Linked DNA regions of Homo sapiens: region 2 is linked to region 1. The links are chromatin loops, found by intact Hi-C in ENCODE. Cell type or tissue: endothelial cell of umbilical vein. All regions are shown on one strand. Links, peaks and the distances in the headings refer to the core of each region. The heading gives the core; the rest is flanking DNA.

Region 1 (4,384 bases), core at 88-4,087:
CTGTGTTTTCCTTAGACGGAACGGAAACCGCTTCTGTGAAGACCCTTCCTGGGAGTAGGTCCTTCATAACTCCAATGACGCACTTCCAGCGCCGCCTCTGTGCCAGGCTCTTGGTGAATCCAATGAGGCATGTTTGCTTTACACATGAAACCGAAGGCCTGGCCAGGTGAAGGGCTGTTGCCCAGCCAGCCCTGAACCCAATCTGGCCCCAGACTCCAACCTCAACCACTTTCCACCCAGCCCTGGCTTCGGGGCCCCATGCAGAGCTGGCAGGTGTGGTGGGGCAGAGGAGGGAGCGGCCTCAGAGAGACGAGGCAGGGAGGGGCTGGGGAGCCGCCTGGAGCAGCCCCCACCCCCTCCCCAGGACTCAGCACAGTCCTGTGGAGAGGAAACGCTGCAGAAAGGCGGGGTCCTGAGGCTTCTGGAACCTGCCTCCCCTGCTCACAGCACTTCAGGGCCCTCGTGGCGCTCAGATTGGCCCCTTCACCAGCCCCTCGACGTCCCTGTTCCTGACACTCCAGGCCTGTCCTGGCTTCCAGGCAAGGGCACCTGCTGCTCCGACGGCCTCCATGTGGGAACCTGTGTCTGGGACTTGTCTCTCTGAAGCAGAGGGGGCTCCCTGAGGTCAGGGCCTGAGCTGGCTTAACTCAGCACGTCCTGTGAGCACCTGTGCCAGGACTGCCAGATTTAGTCAATAAAAATACAGGCTGTCCAGGGAAGTTTGTATTTCAGAGAAATGGTGAGTCATGTTTTTTTAGTATACTCCATACTAAAGACTGTAATAGTTCAGGGCGCTGGCTGAGCCCCCTGTAAACTTGGCACCTGGATCTAATTCTGGTCCTGTCCCAGCCCACTGGGCTCAGGAACCTAGCAAAGCACAGATCCCACTGCCCGATACCCGTTGTGGGTCCCGCCACCGTCAGAGGTTTACATGTATTTGGTGTTTATGTGAGATTCAGATTTAACTTGGCACCTTGAATTTCACCCAGCAGCCCTAACCCAAGCCCCTCCTTTGGGTGAAGCAACCTCATCCTCGAGCCCCGATTCCCTCATTGGAATGGGATTAACAGTGCCTGCCTCAGAGAGGTGACTCGGGACACGACCGTCGGGTATGGAATCCAGCCCTGCACAGTGGGTTCCAAGTGGGGCCCCAAGGCAGAACCCAGAGCGAGGGAAATGGGAAGGTGCTGGGCCCGCGTCCCATGGCCTGGGCCACCCCTGTGATCGATGGCTCTTGAGGTGACTGGAGCCCTTTTGGCTGCCGGGACAGGAAGGGAGGGAGGGACTGGTGGCCCCATTCACACTGTGCTGTGAAAAGCAGCAGCCCTCCAGCCATCACTTCTGAAACTGGGCGAGGAAACAGAGTGGCATTGTCCTTTTGTCTGCTGTGACACTCCGCATGTGACCCTGTCCCGTGAACGAGCAGATTCCCGCCACATGAGGGGGTAGGGGCTGAAGCGCCAGCAGCTCCATGCCCAGCATTCAGGCCCCACCAAACAAAAGCCACCTCCTAATTGCCCTGTTTGTTCTGGCACGAGGGCTGATGGGGGTGCCTGCGGAGCTCCCTGTCAGCCCGGCCTGGAGCTGGTTCCCAGGGCCTTGCACCTTGTCCGCCCAGCCCCGAGCACGGCTCCCAGCCTGCGGCCAGTTAACCCTTGGCTGTGGCTGCCCTGCCTGCCTGCTGGGCACCTGGCCAAACCCTGGATCCCAGAGCTGTGCCCTCCTGCTGGGAGCTGGGATGATCTAACCCAATCCGTGCCCAGACCAGATGGGGAGCAGGGCCAGGTGAAGAAGCAGGGCTCAGGCTGGCTGGACAGGGAGGCTGCATCTCACTTACGTGCTGTGCAGCCTTGGGTAGGTGAGTTTGCCTCTCTGAGCCTAAGGTTCCTCATCTGTAAAACAGGAAGAACAACAGTAAAAGGACTGGAGATCACGTGAGGCATGGTGATCCTGCTGGAGTGGGTGCTCAGTAAATACAACTCTGGTACAGTTCCCAGATCTCTGAAGCCGGGAACAGCCTAACAAGGGGTCCAGCCAGGACTCCTTGTCGGGACCAAGCTGGCTTGTGGACAGAAGGGGTGGATGGGGTGTCAAGGTCATTGGCCAAAGGCAGCAGAGGGATCTAAGGAACAGAGTCCAAAGAACAATGAGCCTGAGACCCTGTGCCCTTCACTCCTGCCCATGCCCAGAACACCCCCACCTCCCATCCTGCGTGAGAGTTCGGGGCTCTGGATGACTTCCCCCTGTAAACTTGGCACCTGGGGCTAATTCTGGTCCTGTCCCAGCCCCCTGACTCAGAAACTCAGCAAAGCACAGATCCTGCTGCCCCATACCCACTGTGGGTCCCACCACCGTCAGAGGTGGTGACCTTAGATACCTCCCACCACAGCTTCCTCACCCCAGCGCCCCAGAAGCTCATCTCCCTTTTCCTGAGAGGCCTGCCCAACCTCTGGCAATGTCCCGAGAGGCTGCCAGAGGCTGGCACCCCACACCCCTCAGGAGGAAGCCCGCAACCTGCTGCAGATGCTGAAGGTCACTGGGGCTTGTGGCAGTGGCCGGAGATCGGCACCGACTCAGAGCCAGGAGTAGCCAGAGGAGGTGAGCTGGCGGGATACTTGTCTTCATACTCCATCGTCACTTTGACCCCTAAAACAGAGCACCAGCTCCCCCCACACTTCAAGCCAGGCACCTCCCACCCCACTCTTTCCTCCAGGAAGTCATCACACTGCTGGGTGCCCACCTGGAGTGCTGCCAGGCCCCACGTGCCCGGGACCCTGTTGGCCTGTGTGCGATGTGGGAAAGTGATGGACTGCAAGTTGGGGGCCTCAGGCAACTCCGCTCCTGCTCTCCATGCCCACTGTCCCCAACCCTAGAGTGAAGGGGTCAGAGTTCACCTTCAAGCTCTGAAGTCAGGGCAAAGGGGCACAGAGTGAAACGCAGTGGGTGCCGACCCCGGCACCCTTGGCCAGGGGCAGCTCCCAGGGCGGATGGCAGCCGGTAGCCCTCCCATCCCAGGCTGGGGCCCTGATGCTCTGGAGGGCAGGGTCCCTCTGACCCGGCCAGGCGGCAGCAGAAACGGTTCTGCCTCTGCACATGCCTTGCTCAGCTTCTCCAGGCCTGTTAAGGAGGCCAAAGGGGGCAGGTTGGCAACTCATGGGTACCAGGCCAAGCTCCAAGACTGAGCAACAGATAAGGATGGGGAGGAAGGGAGTAGCCCCCCCAGGGCAGGAAACACAGAGCAGAGAGACAGAAATAAAGCATGGAAAGCAAACAGATGTCACCAAAGCAACTGAACTCGTGAGTGCCTGGAAGGCGTGTACATGTGTGTGTGCATGTCAGGTTGGGTATCTGTCCTGACACCCGTAAGATAAGGAGAGGGGTGCTGTGGAGCCTAAGAGATCCTCCCCCAGACATTCTGTGATTCCTGGTTTTTGTTGTTGTTGCTGCTGTTGTTTTGAGATGGAATCTTGCTCTATCACCCAGGTTGGAGTGCAGTAGCGCGATCACGGCTCACTGCAACCTCTGCCTCCCAGGGTTCAAGCGATTCTCCTGCCTCAGCCTCCCAAGTAGCTGGGATTACAGGCACCCACCACCATGCCCGGATAATTTTTGTATTTTTAGTAGAGATGGGGTTTTGTCAAGTTGGCCAGGCTGGTCTCAAACTTCTGGCCTCAAGTGAGCCACCCGCCTCGGCCTCCCAAAGTGCTGGGATTACAAGCGTGAGCCATCACATCCAGTCATCTGTGATTCCTTGACACACTGATACAGTAACACTGACGGTCACAGCTAAGGCCAGCTGTGCCGGGGCTGTGCCAGGTTCTAGGACCTTCTGTATTTGTTCCTTGAATCTTCACCCACACAGAGAGGTTAGGAAACTTGCTCAAGTCCCACAGCAGAGCTGGGCCCCCTCTGGAGCCCTCGGTCTTGCCTCTATGCCATGCGGCCCTTGCCCTCTGATGGGAAGTGGCACCCCAAATTCAGAGCCCATGCAATGCAACTGTTTAGTCCTAGGACATGTACCTCTCAGCCGCATCCTCAGGTACAGGGCCCTGAGGCTGCCTCCGCTGGCCATGGGGACAGGAGAGAGCAAACTGGGTCACACTCCCTAAGTCAGCCTTCACCCTCTTCCTCCTTCTGGTCCCCGCACCCCAGCATGAACAGCAACCAGTCTCCCCAGGCCAGCAACACTCTCTGAAAAGGGGGTTTCAGAGCCAAACACATCTGGGTTCTCATCGTGGCTCCACACTTCGCTGTGTGAGCCTGCGTAGGTCATTAGCCTCTCTGCACCTGTTTACCTGTGTGGAGAAGGGAATACCACCTGCCACTTGGGATGGCCGCAAGGATGGAAGGACGTGCTGCAGGTGAAACACCAGCTTCCCGCGGG
Region 2 (4,384 bases), core at 84-4,083, 95 kb before region 1:
GAATTGGAACAGGACCAGAAGAGCTCATCTGGTCCATGCACATATGCTATTATCATTCCCATTTCTCAGATGAGGCCACTGAGGCCCGGAACATCAGAAGGCATCATGTCACTTGGGACCTTAAAATTCCCAACAGCCTGACTCTTTTGTCCTGTCTTCTTCACAAGCCTCATGAAGCCCCCCAGCAAGCTGGTGTCTAGAAAAGGCAGGCGGGGTTGCGAGGTTATCTCAGTCAGCTTTTATGTTCTTGATTCCCCCTTGTTGCGATTTCAATTATTATTTTAGCGATGCTTTTCAAAAATACTCCAAAGCTTTCAGGCATTAATGTCTCATCAACCTGGATTCATCATAGTTGTGATTACAATCTTCTTAAGAATAATAATTCTCTGCATTGGCCATCAACTTGTCAGTAGGCAAGCTCAAAACACTTAGCAGAGGTTGACTCATGCCCCCGAGGCTGATCAGAGACAGAAATTTTCTCCCCAGATATTCAGCAATCTTGGTTATAACTCAGGGCACCATGCAGCCACCAGCGGTCTCCAGTAATAGAGCCAGGCTCATCTCTAGGCACTGGATGACATCACATCAGTGCTGCCTCCCACCGTGGATCCCAAGATGATTTGAGGCTGTACAAGGCAAAGCATTGAATAAACATTGACTTACATTAAGAGATAACCTCTCATTCATTCCTTTCCCATTTTTTCTCGCAGATTTCAACAAGTAGAAAGTCTCAGTCTTGTTCTCATCTGTCCTTGACACCTCTGTATTCCTCTTCAACAAAGAAAGAACAAGCCCCAGGCTCAGATGAGAGGTCTGTCGAGAATTTAATAATGTAAATTTGCATTAATCATTTTTTTTTTTGAGTCGGAGTCTCACTCTGTTGCCCAGGCTGGAGTGCAATGGTGCGATCTTGGCTCACTGAAACCTCTGCCTCCCGGGTTCAAGCGATTCTCCTGCCTCAGCCTCCTGAGTAGCTAGGATTACAGGCACGTGACACCATGCCCGGCTAATTTTTGTATTTTTAGTAGAGACGGGGTTTCACTGTGTTGGCCAGGCTGGTCTCAAACTCCCAACCTCAGGTGATCCGCCTGCATCAGCCTCCCAGAGTGCTGGGATTACAGGTATGAGCCACCGCACCCTGCCTATCATAGTTACATGGCCATCTTGTATCTATGTTAAGTGACGTTGGTATGATGAAAATTTCCTTTTCAAAGGAATTGTTTAAGTAAGTAAAAGGTGAATCTAAAAAATATATAATAATTTAGGTCACAGGTCTGCAAACTATGAGTCGAGTCAAATCTGGCCAACTGCCTGTTTATGCACCGTTCACAAACTAAGAATGGATTTTATGGCCAGACATGGTGGCTTACGTCTGTAATCCTAGCACTTTGGGAAGCCAAGGCAGGCAGATCACCAGGTCAAGAGATCGAGACCATCCTGCTCAACATGGTGGAACCCCATCTCTACTAAAAATACAAAAATTAGCTGGGCGTGGTGGCGGTCACCTTTAGTCCCAGCTACTTGGGAGGCTGAGGCAGGAGAATTGCTTGAACCCGGGAGGCAGAGGTTGCAGTGAGCCGAGATCACACCACTGCACTCCAGTCTGGTGATGGAGCGAGACTCTGCCTCAAAAAAAAAAAAAATGGATTTTACATTTTTTAATGGCTGGAACAAAGATCAAAGGAAGAATACTATTTTGTGTGAGTCAGCCATGGTGACTCACACCTGTAATCCCAGCATTTTGGAAGGCTGAGGCAGGAGGATAGCTTGAGGCCTGGGGTTCAAGACCAGCCTAGGCAACATAGCAAGACACCATTGCTACAAACAATTTAAAAATTAGTTGGGCATGGTGGAGTACATCTGTGGTCCCAGCTACCTGGGAGGCTGAGGTGGGAGGATCACTTGAGCCCAGGAGGTTGAGGTTACAGTGAGTTATGAGCACACCACACACTTCAGCTTGGGTGACACAACAAGACCCTGTCTCTAAAAATAATAATATTTTGTGGTAGTGACAAATATATGAAGTTCAAATTTCAGGGTCCATAAATAAAGTTTAATTGGCATACATCCAGGTTCATTAGTTTACTTCTTGTGTAAGGCTTCTTTCCTGCTACAATGGCACAGTTGAGTAGTTGCAACAGACAATGGGCTGCAAAGTCTAAAATATTTATTATTTAATCCTTTATGGAAAGAGTTTGCCACCTCCTGGTGGAGGTGGTTAGCTAATATGGCAAAGATCTTGGTGATATGGCAAAGATCCAGTGAACTCGTCACTGAAACTCTGGGAGATTGTCATCATTTATTTCCACCCAGTTTATAGGTGAGGAGGAAACTAAGGCTCAGCGAGGTTCAGTGGCTTCCCCAAGGTCACACAGCTAGTCAGCAGCAAGCAGGGATTTGAAATCAAGTTAGATTTGAAAGGGGCAGGAGGATACACAGGGCTAAAAATAACATATGCTTTACTGAGCTTTCTTTCCACAACTCACACCCGCTCCGTTCTGCATGTCCCCCACACACTTCCCACTATCTCTCTTTTTTATTTTTATTTTTTATTTTTATTTTTTAAGAGATGATATCTCTCTATGTTGTCCAGGCTGGATTTGAAGTCCTAGGCTCAAGAGATGCTGCCGCCTCATCCTCTCGAGTAGCTGGGACTGCAGCCCTTCCTCTTCTGCCCTCACTCTATGGGAGGAAGCCGTGGATTCATCATCATTTCCTAATAATGTGGCTCGTCTCCTCAAGCTCAGGACAGGCCCCTGGGGAGGGAACTGTGTCTTATACAAAGTTCACACACTTTAGCAGGACAGGAGAGGTCCTCTGCGGCTTGAGCCTGGTCTCCAGCCTCACCTCACCTCTCCCTTGCTTATGTTTGATGCTCCAGCGATCCTGAATTGTAACTCCCAAACCCGTCCCCAAGTAATATCACTACCAGTTACAACTTCCCCAGCCTAATGTGCTAGCTCAGGATTCTACCTTTACACAGGCTGTTCCTTCTGCTGAAAACCCTCCCTGCCTCTTTTATACCTAACTCCTATTCATTTTTCAAAGCCTCAATCAGGCATCAGTATGGAAACCACTGTGTTCTCCAGTCTCACTCCCAACAGAGGAGATCTGTCCCCCGTGCTGCCTCCGTGCCTCCTGTTATTGATAAGACCGTAGAACGGGCAGCTTAGACTGCAAGTTCTGGAGCCAAACAGCCTGGGTTCCAGTCTGGCTCCTCCTAGTTCTAACTGTGTGTTCTTAGACAAGTGACTGAGCCTCTCTTTGCCTCAGCTGCTTCATCTGTAAAATGGGTGCAGTGACAGTAGATTGTGCCTGGCATCAGTGTTAGGATTGAATAACACCCGTGAAACCCCTGCACATAGTAAGTGCTCGATAAATTTTTGCTGTTATACTGCACTGTATTTGCAGTTGTCAGTTTCTTTCCCCTCCCACACACCCTGGAGTTGATCGATCAGGGGTTCTGTGGGACTGGAGACTGGCTCTTGCCTAAGGGGACAACTCCCCAGTGCCTAATGCAGTGTCAGATATGGGATAGATACTCAGTAAAGGTGAGTTCCCTCCCATCTTTTTCCTCCTCACCTCCACCCTACCCCTGCTCCCAGCTGAATCAAGCAAACTGAGCACAAGCAAACTTGTACTAGCCTGCCCAAGTACAAGTCTGCTTTCTCACGGGGGTCCCAGGGCCATGCCAGGAGCTGCCCCTGCGGTGTCCCTTCCAGCCCCTTGAAAATCAGAGGACAGGCCGGACGCCATGGCTCACGTCTGTAATCCTAGCACTTTGGGAGGTCGAGGCAGGTGGATCACTTGAGGTCAGAAGTTTGAGACCAGCCTGGCCAATATGGTAAAACCCCGTCGTACTAAAAATACAACAACAACAAAAAAAAATAGCCAGGCATGGTAGTGGGTCCCTGTAATCCCAGCTGCTCGGAAGGCTCAGGCAAGAGAATCGCTTCAACCTGGAAGGCAGAGGTGGTGGTGAGCCAAGATCATGCCACTGCACTCCAGCCGGAGCGTCAGAGAGAGACTCCATCTCAAAAAATAAAAAAAAAATAAAATAAAAAGAAAGGAAAGAAAGAAAGAGAGAGAGAGAGGAAGGAAGGGAAGGAAATCAGAGAAGAGTACCCTATAAACACTGGTTTATGAGCCAGGAAACAGACTAAGAGGCTTGCCTTGTTCCTGAGTCAGTGGGACCTCAAACAAGGCCACAGCAGCGTCCTTGTTCCTGGTCCAGCCCCAGCCTCTCTCCTGTGAGTGGGCTTCCCTGCTAAACATAAATCTGTTAAAAAAAAAAAAAAAAAACCCAGCCAAAGACATGCCTGAATGGTGTCCTCGCAGCTGGGCTGGGGGCCAAGGTAGCAGGAGGCAGAGCAAGGCCGAGCCT

Evidence for each region. A loop is a pair of places that touch in the nucleus more often than their neighbours do. Peaks named below come from ENCODE experiments on the same cell type or tissue, not always from the same donor. Only the 100,000 strongest peaks of a DNase experiment are listed, where the experiment ranks them.
Region 2: it touches region 1 in a loop (2.3-fold over the local background); 4 of 110 quality-filtered maps call a loop at or near these places.

Annotation. Positions count from the first base shown.
Region 1 is chr1:19,065,802-19,070,185 of GRCh38, forward strand. No RefSeq gene overlaps it. Among named protein-coding and RNA genes, the nearest start is that of IFFO2, 110 kb to the left of the region's middle. RefSeq lists a silencer at 2,634-2,928 and an enhancer at 4,140-4,384. In endothelial cell of umbilical vein, for the core only: no CTCF peak of the experiment used is centred there; no DNase peak of the experiment used is centred there.
Region 2 is chr1:18,970,477-18,974,860 of GRCh38, forward strand. LOC105376815 (a long non-coding RNA gene) reads right to left here. Exons shown (of 3, transcript XR_947015.2): 3 at 2-813. Among named protein-coding and RNA genes, the nearest start is that of IFFO2, 16 kb to the left of the region's middle. In endothelial cell of umbilical vein, for the core only: no CTCF peak of the experiment used is centred there; DNase peaks (open chromatin) are centred at 2,235 and 2,715; H3K27ac peaks cover 898 bases.